2 separate regions of the Homo sapiens genome follow, and region 2 is linked to region 1. The links are chromatin contacts, found by Hi-C or POLR2A ChIA-PET in ENCODE. All regions are on one chromosome and are shown on one strand. The core of a region is the stretch at or near the end of the contact, and the rest is flanking DNA. Distances in the headings are between cores, read along the strand shown.

Evidence for each region. Hi-C counts contacts between places; a loop is a spot of excess contacts on that map. ChIA-PET counts read pairs that join two places held with the same protein, here RNA polymerase II (POLR2A). Pooled maps may share reads with other maps.
Region 2: a pooled map shows a loop between it and region 1 (5-fold over the local background). The contact joins the promoter of ACOT9 here to the promoter of PDK3 in region 1. A Hi-C loop is called at or near these places in 1 of 37 single-sample maps with no recorded cell type and 8 of 50 pooled maps. POLR2A ChIA-PET finds 5 or more read pairs at or near these places in 1 of 52 experiments (GM12878).

Annotation. Positions count from the first base shown.
Region 1 is chrX:24,463,105-24,467,483 of GRCh38, forward strand. It overlaps PDK3 (pyruvate dehydrogenase kinase 3), which reads left to right and starts at 2,182. Exons shown (of 11, transcript NM_005391.5): 1 at 2,182-2,457. The coding sequence starts at 2,352. RefSeq lists a silencer at 1,923-2,242.
Region 2 is chrX:23,740,657-23,745,035 of GRCh38, forward strand. ACOT9 (acyl-CoA thioesterase 9) reads right to left here and starts at 2,620. Exons shown (of 16, transcript NM_001037171.2): 1 at 2,469-2,620. The coding sequence starts at 2,488. RefSeq lists an enhancer at 2,150-2,199 and a silencer at 2,470-2,789.

The sequences.
Region 1 (4,379 bases), core at 932-3,431:
ATATTGTTCCCAACTTCTAGGACTTTGTCACCTTTTGGAAAAGCAGAAATAAAATTAGGCACATGAAAGTTTAAATAATCAAATCAACAGAATGGATTTTAAGTAGCATTTTGTGCAGTGGAAAAGGAAGAAGTGAAACAAGCGATTTGCAAGCTCAGAAAGATCAGCGCTTTGTTGCTTAGGCTGAGAAAATCTCCCTCTCCACAAACATCCAGCTTCTTCCTGCTCACTGACAACTGCCACCAATTATCGCTCCACTTCCAGGTAGCACCTGAAAGTCACTTTAGGAACCACAGGCCACTGGTCTTCTCTTTGTCTGCCCATGCACACCAACTGGATTACTTAGCTCTTCTGGTAAAGCTCCTGGTTAAATAAGTTGTTAGTATGTCTTTTTTAATGCTTTGATTTAATTTGAATGGAAAAGACATGGTAGTCTACATACTTCTACCAAGATGAAGATGACCAAGATGTTCTTGAAAATCCAAAAGTCTAGAAGACCACTGGATGTCTTTTTTTTTGAGATGGAGTCTTGCTCTGTCGCCCAGGCTGGAGTGCAGTGGCACGATCTCGGCTCACTGCAAGCTCCGCCTCCCAGGTTCATGCCATTCTCCTGCCCCAGCCTCCTGAGTAGCTGGGGCTACAGGGGCCCGCCACCACGCCCGGCTAATTTTTCGTACTTTTAGTAGAGCTGGGGTTTCACCACGTTAGCCAGGATGGTCTCGGTTTCCTGACCTCGTGATCCGCCCGCCTCGGCCTCCCAAAGTGCTGGGATTACAGGCGTGAGCCACCGCACCTGGCCGAGGTCTTTTACTGTGTATGTTACTTTTCTTTACATTCAGAGTAGAGATGCAACTATTTTATTAAGCAAAGAATTGGCTGCATAAACGTCCACTGAAGGCACAAAAGCTAAATAGCTACCCACCAATAATCTCATTCAGTGAGAAAACTAGTCCAATCAGAGACCCAAGGAGTGGCTTCCAGTCACATTTGTACCTTTCCTTAAAGAACATTCTTCCTGTCCTTTTAGTTACATATGTTTATGTTTACATATTGCCAAAAAAAAAAAAAAAGCCAAGGTTTGGTGGAAATGGCTAAAGTAAGCTGTACTTTATTCACTCATAATAGGAAATAACAATTTCATATACTGAGCCCTGAGTTCAAGTTCACTTTTTTTTTTTTTTGAGAGGGGGGTCTGGGTATGTTGCCTAGGCAGATCTTGAACTTTTGGGCTCACGTGATCCTCCCACCTCCGCCTGCAGGGTCGTTGGGACTATAGGTGCATGTCACCATGCCAGGCTCTCAAGTTCACTTGAGATAAAGAATACCCAACACTGTGTAAGCATAGACTCCTGTCCAAAAGTGGTGGTGAAGCGTGAAGGGGGCTGTCCTATGGTGGTGGTGTAGAGAAGGGGTATGAAAGAAAGTGCCAGTGACCTTACATTTGATCCTTTCCAATGGTAGTAGTGGGGTGGGGGGGTATGAAACAGAGTCAGTGACCTTGCAATTATCCTGTCCACTGGCATTGGGGAGGTAGGGGGTGTTATTGACCCTTGACCTCACAATGGATCCCGTCCAACGGTGGTGGTGGGGGGACATGAAATGCAATCAGTCACTTAATCTTGTGCGGGAAGGAGGGGAAAGGAACCACGAAAAAGAGAATCAGCGAACTAACAATCCAGTCCAAAGGTGTTCCAAAGGTGTTCTCTTGGGAGTCAGGCAGGGAGGTGGGGGTGGGGCTGGGCCACGAAACAGAGTCAGTCTAGTTAGGCTGTAAAATCTAAGTGTCAGGATGCAGCGAACGGCAAGTCCTCCTCCCGGAAAAGGCGCCTGCGGTTGAGAAGGGTCTTGAGCAGCGCGGAGGATCGGATTCCGGGCTCCTGGCCTCTTCCCGGTCCGCGGGCACCTCGGCTACCTTTCGGCAGCGGAGAACCCAGCCAGAGGCGGAGCTGAAAGCGGCTGCACTTGCTGGGCTGGGCTGAGTCCCATGAGCCAGGGAGGGGGGTCTCTGGCGCCGCGCCCGGACAAAACACAAACGTCACAGAGGCAGCGGCGGCCAATCAGTGGAGGGCGCGCGCGGCCGCGTGCCCCTCGCGCTCCTCGCCTCCCCTCGCGCGCCGCGTACGTGCAGCAACCGACTCCGCCCAGCGAGGCGGAGCCTAGGGAAGCCGCGGGCGGCCCGCCGCTGTCCTGGAGCTGCTGCTGCTGCTGCGGCGGCTGCACCGGCGGCGCCGAGGCCGAGATCGAGGCCGGGGTGCGCGCTTCGCAAACGTGCCCTATCCGTGCGGCTTGGCTGCGCCAGCCCTTGCGGCCACCCGGGCGTCTAGGCGGGTCTGTGCGCCGCCCGGGCGAGGATGCGGCTGTTCCGGTGGCTGCTGAAGCAGCCGGTGCCCAAGCAGATCGAGCGCTACTCGCGCTTTTCGCCGTCGCCGCTCTCCATCAAACAATTCCTGGACTTCGGTGAGTACGGGGCCAAGGGTCCCCATGGGCCCGGGGCCGCCGCCATTCGGGCTGCCACCCCGGATCTCCGCAGCTTCGGGGTAAAGTCTGTGGGAACCGCAGGCGGGGCTAGGGAATATCCGGGGGGCTCTCCTGGGGCTCGGATTTCGGGGCGCGGAGGGGCAGGGCCTGGCCCCCTCGCACCCAGCCTGGGACTTACCCGGAGACACAGAAACGGCGTCTCATTGCAGGACCCTCATCGCAGGCGAGACTCCCCAAACCTGCGGTCGTTAGCTTCAAATCTGCTTGACACAAACCTCACAGCCCTTAAAACTTCAGAACGAGATGTGGGTGGCTTTTTAATGTTTTTATTTTTAGAATTTTTTTTTTTTGGTTGGGTAAGAACTGTTTAGAAATACCTTGAGGTTGAATAAATTATGCAATGGCATTTTGTTCCTTTTCTGCTCTAAGGTGTTGCTGTGTGGCTGGAGTGGCAGGACTCGAACTGTTGTCTTCATCAGGTTATGTTAAATCAGTTAGAGGCCTGGCCTGCAGACGCCTTAGATGCTTGGGAAGAGCGGACGTCTGGGATCCTAGCATCAGAGCAGGGTCTAATACAACTCTGGCTTTAGTGCCAGCACCTTTCGTTTCTCTTCTCCATTGGTGTCCCACCCACATTCTCCCTGTCCGGTGGGCTGGTGGGCGGCTTTCACGGATTGAGGTGGGACCAAAGAAGATTCGGGTTCCCAGCCTGCCTCAGGCCTAGCTGAGATGGGAATAGATTCCACCACCTTCTGTTAACTGAATCATGTTTCCCCAGAAAACGAAGGAGCTGGTTGTGAAACACCTAAAAGTAAAACGCATGCATTGAGGTATCAGAATGGAACTCAGCATCCCTGGAGGAAAATCAAATCCAGCAGCAAAGATGTTCTAAGCTCTCCAGGGGAAATCGTAGGGTGTCTGTTCATTTAATGAATTTTATGTAAATGTCAAGGGTGTCAGTGATAGTGTCAGTTGGGCATAAAAACTAAAGTGCAGAGTAGGTAGAACATTTGAGGAAGACCTGATATGCAAAAAGTGATGTCCATACTTTTTTTTTTTTAAAAGCTAGGATAGGAAGAGAGGAATAGGTTAAAGTTGAGACCAAATTAAAATTTTAGAAGCCAATTTGCCAGAGAATGATGATGAAAGTCAAAGTTCAATGACACGTTGATTTCTGCATCTTCAAACTTCACTCCCAAAAGCTATTGGTAGTTTTACTTACTATCTCGAGAATTGTAGAGGTTTGAGGCAGTTTCTGACTTTAGAGTTTAGAAAATGTTGCTATTGCTATAAATATAGGCAAGTTTTCCATCTTTATGGTTTAGGGAAGATTCTGAAGGTATCAGCCTTTCATTAGTGTAAACTGAAACAGGATAATTCACAATAAAAGGAACAAAAGGAATCCAGAAACTCCCAGTTCTTTCCACCCTCAAAGTTTAAGTGATAGCTCCAATAGCCAGCCAAAATTTTGGTTAGTTGATTTCCATAGCAGCTAGTGTCTACCCGTGTTAATAGGTATTTTGGTAAGGATGTTATGTGAGTAGGAAAACCACAGTGGAGGATAGTGTTATCATGGAAAACCTGTGAGGCCAGTATCTGGAAACAAATGTTCTAATTCTGGCTCTGCCACTAGCTCAGAATGTGGCCTTGACTAAGTGACCAAACCTCACTTGGGGTTCATTTTCCTCATTAATAAAATGAGTAGATTGTATCAGGCGATCTTTAAAAGCACAGCTCACCACTATACGATTGTGATTTCAAAGGAAGAGGCATGAACTTTCTAAAAGAAAACTACCAAATCTTTTGATAGATATTTCCTATAAAAGTCTTCTGACCTATTTTGGGAGGGGTGGAGGGATTCACTAAGGTCATGAGAGAAGCATAATAATTTAAGGTTTTCC
Region 2 (4,379 bases), core at 1,370-3,869, 720 kb before region 1:
TCAACAGGCACACCAGCAGAGTCCAGATAGAGCCCAGTTCTTCCGATCTCCCCCAATACATACACACACACACACACACACACACACACACACACACACACACACACCGCACTGAGGTGGAGGAGGTGGGAGAATGGTTTTAATCAATACTCAACACTTCAGTACCTCAGGGTTACTGGCTTATCTCCTGATAAGCCCTCAGGAGTCTTACTTATAGCAAAACCTCTAGGCCTTTACTGTGGAGAGGCCTTTGCAACACTCAAATCCCAGGACCTTGTAACTGAACCTTTCCAATCAAAGGAGATCAAGAAACTCAAGGCGGGGGGAGTGGGGAGGGACAGCATTAGGAGATATACCTAATGCTAAATGACGAGTTAATGGGTGCAGCACACCAGCATGGCACATGTATACATATGTAACTAACCTGCACATTGTGCACATGTACCCTAAACTTAAAGTATAATAATAATAATAATAAAAAGATGATTATTACAAAAAGACAAAAGATAACAAGTGTTGGTGAGGATGTAGAGAAAAGGGAACCCTCGTACACTATTGGTGAAAATGTAAACTGGTACAGCCATTTTGAAAAATAATGAGGCAGTTCCTCCAAAAATTAAAAATATAACTACCATATGATCCAGCAATTTCTCTTCTGGACATATATCCCAAAGAAATAAAAAAAGTATTTCAAAGAGAAAAAAAAAAAAGAAAACTCAAGGCCTCCATGGCCTACCTGGGGAGTCACATAACTCACCCTGGCTCAGCCCTGGGTCCCAAGCTTACAGCAGTTGGCAAGGAAGAGTGTTCAGTGCAATAACAGGCAATACCACTCATATGCCCTCCACTCTGAGGAAATAACCTCTATTTAGAGACTAAACAAAGGTGCCTCTTGCAAGTCTAAAAAAGAAAAGAAGCTACAAAGGTTGCCCACCAGTCAAAGAACCTAATCATCTCAGTCTATATTCATTTGTGAACTCCTCCTCTCACTAGACACTAAGAGATTATCCGCTTAAGGTTCAATAGTTTTTTGTTTGAGACAGAATCTCACTGTGTTGCCCAGGCTGGAGTGCAGGGGCGCGATCTCAGCTCACTGCAACCTCTGCCTTCCGGTTCAGGCGATTCTCCTGCCTCAGCCTCCAAAAGTAGCTGTGACTACAGACATGCACCACCACTCCCGGCTAATTTTTGTATTTTTAATAGAGACGGGGTTTCACCATGTTGGCCAGGCTGGTCTCGAACTCCTGGCCTCAAGTGATCCATCCACCTCAGCATCCCAAAACGCTGGGACTGCAGTCGTGCACCACCACACCCGGCCTCAATAGAATTTTCAAGAAAGGAACACAGGGTTATAAGAGAAAGCACCTGAACAAGACCATGGAGCTTTTGTAGAAGACCTTTCACATTGCAAGCTAAAGTCAACTGTGGCCCCTCTCATAATGACTTTCAGTCTGCCTTCAAATAGTTTAACAAAGGTTTTTTGTTTGTTTTTAAGTACTATAAACAAGACAGAACCCTTACAACTGATAACAAAGTCCCCAGGAACAGTGAGTGAGTGAGAGAGAGAGAGAGAGAGAGAGGGAGAGAGAGAGAGAGAGAGATATCCAGGACCCCCAAGAGAATTGATGGGGTTAATGTGAGTCAAAAGCACTATGAGTCACATCAGGGGGACAGGCCCACTGGCAGCGAGATAACTTCAGAAACTGGAGCAGGTGTGAGCCCCCTGGGATGCAGCCAGGCAGAAAACTTGGAAAGGGTGGCATGCTCGGGTGAAAGGGATTAGGGAGAGCTAGACACGCTCTGGAGTCTAAGGCCCTCAGGCCTTAACTGTGCCAGCTGGGAAGATTACATATACAAAAAGGCATCCTCCCTTACCCACGTGGCCCAATCAAAGCACCCAGCCTCTTATAAGGGCTTTGCGGCTCATTAAAGTTAAGTTCAAATTGGCACCAGGGTCCTAGACGCACAGTCCTAGGGTCCTGGGAGCCAAAAGGTACCCTGTAATCTCTGCCAATGTTACAACAAACTTAAGTAAGAGCCGAAGTAGGTCAAGCATTTAATCCTAAAAATGTTCTCCAAAGGAAGATGAAGGGCTAGAGGTAACATAGAACTCCAAATATTATCTTTCTGACAAGGGGCTACCCCGACGCGGCTACCAACCACACCCCGGATGAGCAAGGCCAAAGGAATTTTAGGGAACACCCAACTTCCTCCCTTAAAAGTGCTGCTTTGCTTTTAATATCAAACTCAGTGCTAGAAGTCGCCAAAGTGGGGGCGAGGTTCTCCCAACCAAAGGCCGGCGGGCTTATGTCCGGTCGGAGGTACAGTGGGCGAGCGCCCCTTATCATAGAGCCCAAATGCCCATGCGTGGCCCACTTCTTCCGCCGGGGCCAGCCCGAAGCTCTAGGGGAAGACGATGGCACCCCAGGCTACCGCCCTGCCAGCCCCTTCCACGCCCCGCCACCTACCGCAGTGCTGCCCGCCTCATTGCGCTAGGCTGCCGTGCGCGCGATGGAGAACCGGGCCCCGCGCGCTAGTCGGCGGAGGGAAACTGAGGCGATAAAAGACGCACGAGTACCAGACCGCGCCCTTGCTGAGGACAGCCCGGGAGCCGGACAGCGGTGTCCGGGGGCGGGACCGCGGCGTCCAGGGGGCGTGGCCGCGCTGTGCCGGGCGGACCCTACCCGTTCATTGGCGGGAGGCTGGAGTCCGCCTCTGCGGAGCTTCCCACTCAATCAGTTGTGCGGGTCGTGTTGCTACAGCGAGGACCGGCCTATTCTCGGTTGAGTAAACGAACCACGCAGCAACGCCAGGGCGTGACGTCGAGAAGAGGCCCGGCTCTGCCTAGTGGAGCTTGTCTCCTTTATCCTTGATCCCCGCGCCTTGGCTCCGTCTGTTCTTCCCCTTGGCTGCACATTGGAATCTCCTGGGCAACTTTCCAAAATACTGATACTTGGCCGGGCGCGGTGGCTCACGCCTGTAATTCCAGCACTTTGGAAGGCCTAGGCGGGCAGATCACCTGAGGTCAGGAGTTCAAGACCAGCCTGGCCAACATGGCGAAACCCTGTCTCTACTAAAAATTCAAAAATTAGCCAGGCGTGGTGGCAGACGCCTGTAATCCCAGCTACTCGGGGGACAGGCACGAGTATCGCTTGAACCTGGGAGGCGGAGGTTGCGGTGAGCCGAGATCGCACCACTACACTTCAGCTTGGGCGACAGAAGGAGACAATGTCTCAAAAAAAAAACAACAAAAAACTGATGCTTGAGACCCACTGGCTGGAGATTCTAGTTTAGTCCTGGGTGCGGTCTGGGCTTCGGGATGATGTCTAAAGATGCCCCCAGGTGATGCTAATGTAACCAAAGGCTAAAAACCACTGACCTAACAGGAAAAAATTGTTCCTCTCCTCTTCTCGGCCTGACCCCCAATGTTTGATATCTTGGGCGAGCTAGAGAGATTCAAGGCCAGAGAGTTTAAGATTATTTCACCCTACGATCTAATTCTCCATTTCTTTCAACGAATTATTATTGAGCTGTTTGCATTGTGCCAGGCACTATTGCAGAGGTTGGGGTTGCAAAAAGAAAAAAGGACAAAAATCCCCGCCCTTAAGGGGCTTGCCTCTTGATAAGGAAGGAAAACAAATCAACAAACAAGTTAGCAAATAACATGATCTCAAATATGGTAAAGCGGTTTAAAGGGGAAATAAGGTAACGAGTGGGGATCTTTTGAGAATATAAGCAAGTCTTGCTTTGCCTCTAAATACGGCAATTTCCTAAAAGGCAAGGGCCATATGCTTTTTCGCAATACCCCATACTTAGTAAAAATGTATTGATTTGAATTAAGCTAGCTTTCTGTTTTGAATCACTTCATGAGTTACACATGGAGCATGGTCTTCGGCTTTCTCTTTCTACTGAATTTTCCCTGCTTTTATCAATCTCACATCTGGAAGACTCCCCTTTTAGCCTACAAGGATCTCTCCTTCATTTTTGTTCACATTGTCTTTTCATTTTTGTCACATTGTTCACATTGTTCACAAGTCACTTTTCAGTGATTGTCTTGTTGGTTTTGGGTCAGCCATATTTCTTTATACTCTACCACACCTAACACAGAGGGCAATAAATATTGTATTGAATTATGCTATTTTTGTTCTTCTTTTTACTTGAACTTTTCTTTGAAGCAATAGGAGGCTCAGGGAGAAAAAATAAGTACAAGAGAGAATTTTTTGTAAATGGTATAATAGGTAGGTACAGTTTATAGTTTTTCCCGCAATCAAGTCGCCTTCCGTCAATTTCCAAATTATAAAGACACATTCTCATCAATATAATAAACACCATCGATTTTGGCTGGAACAGCTGAAACCAGGGACTTAATGCCATGCAGA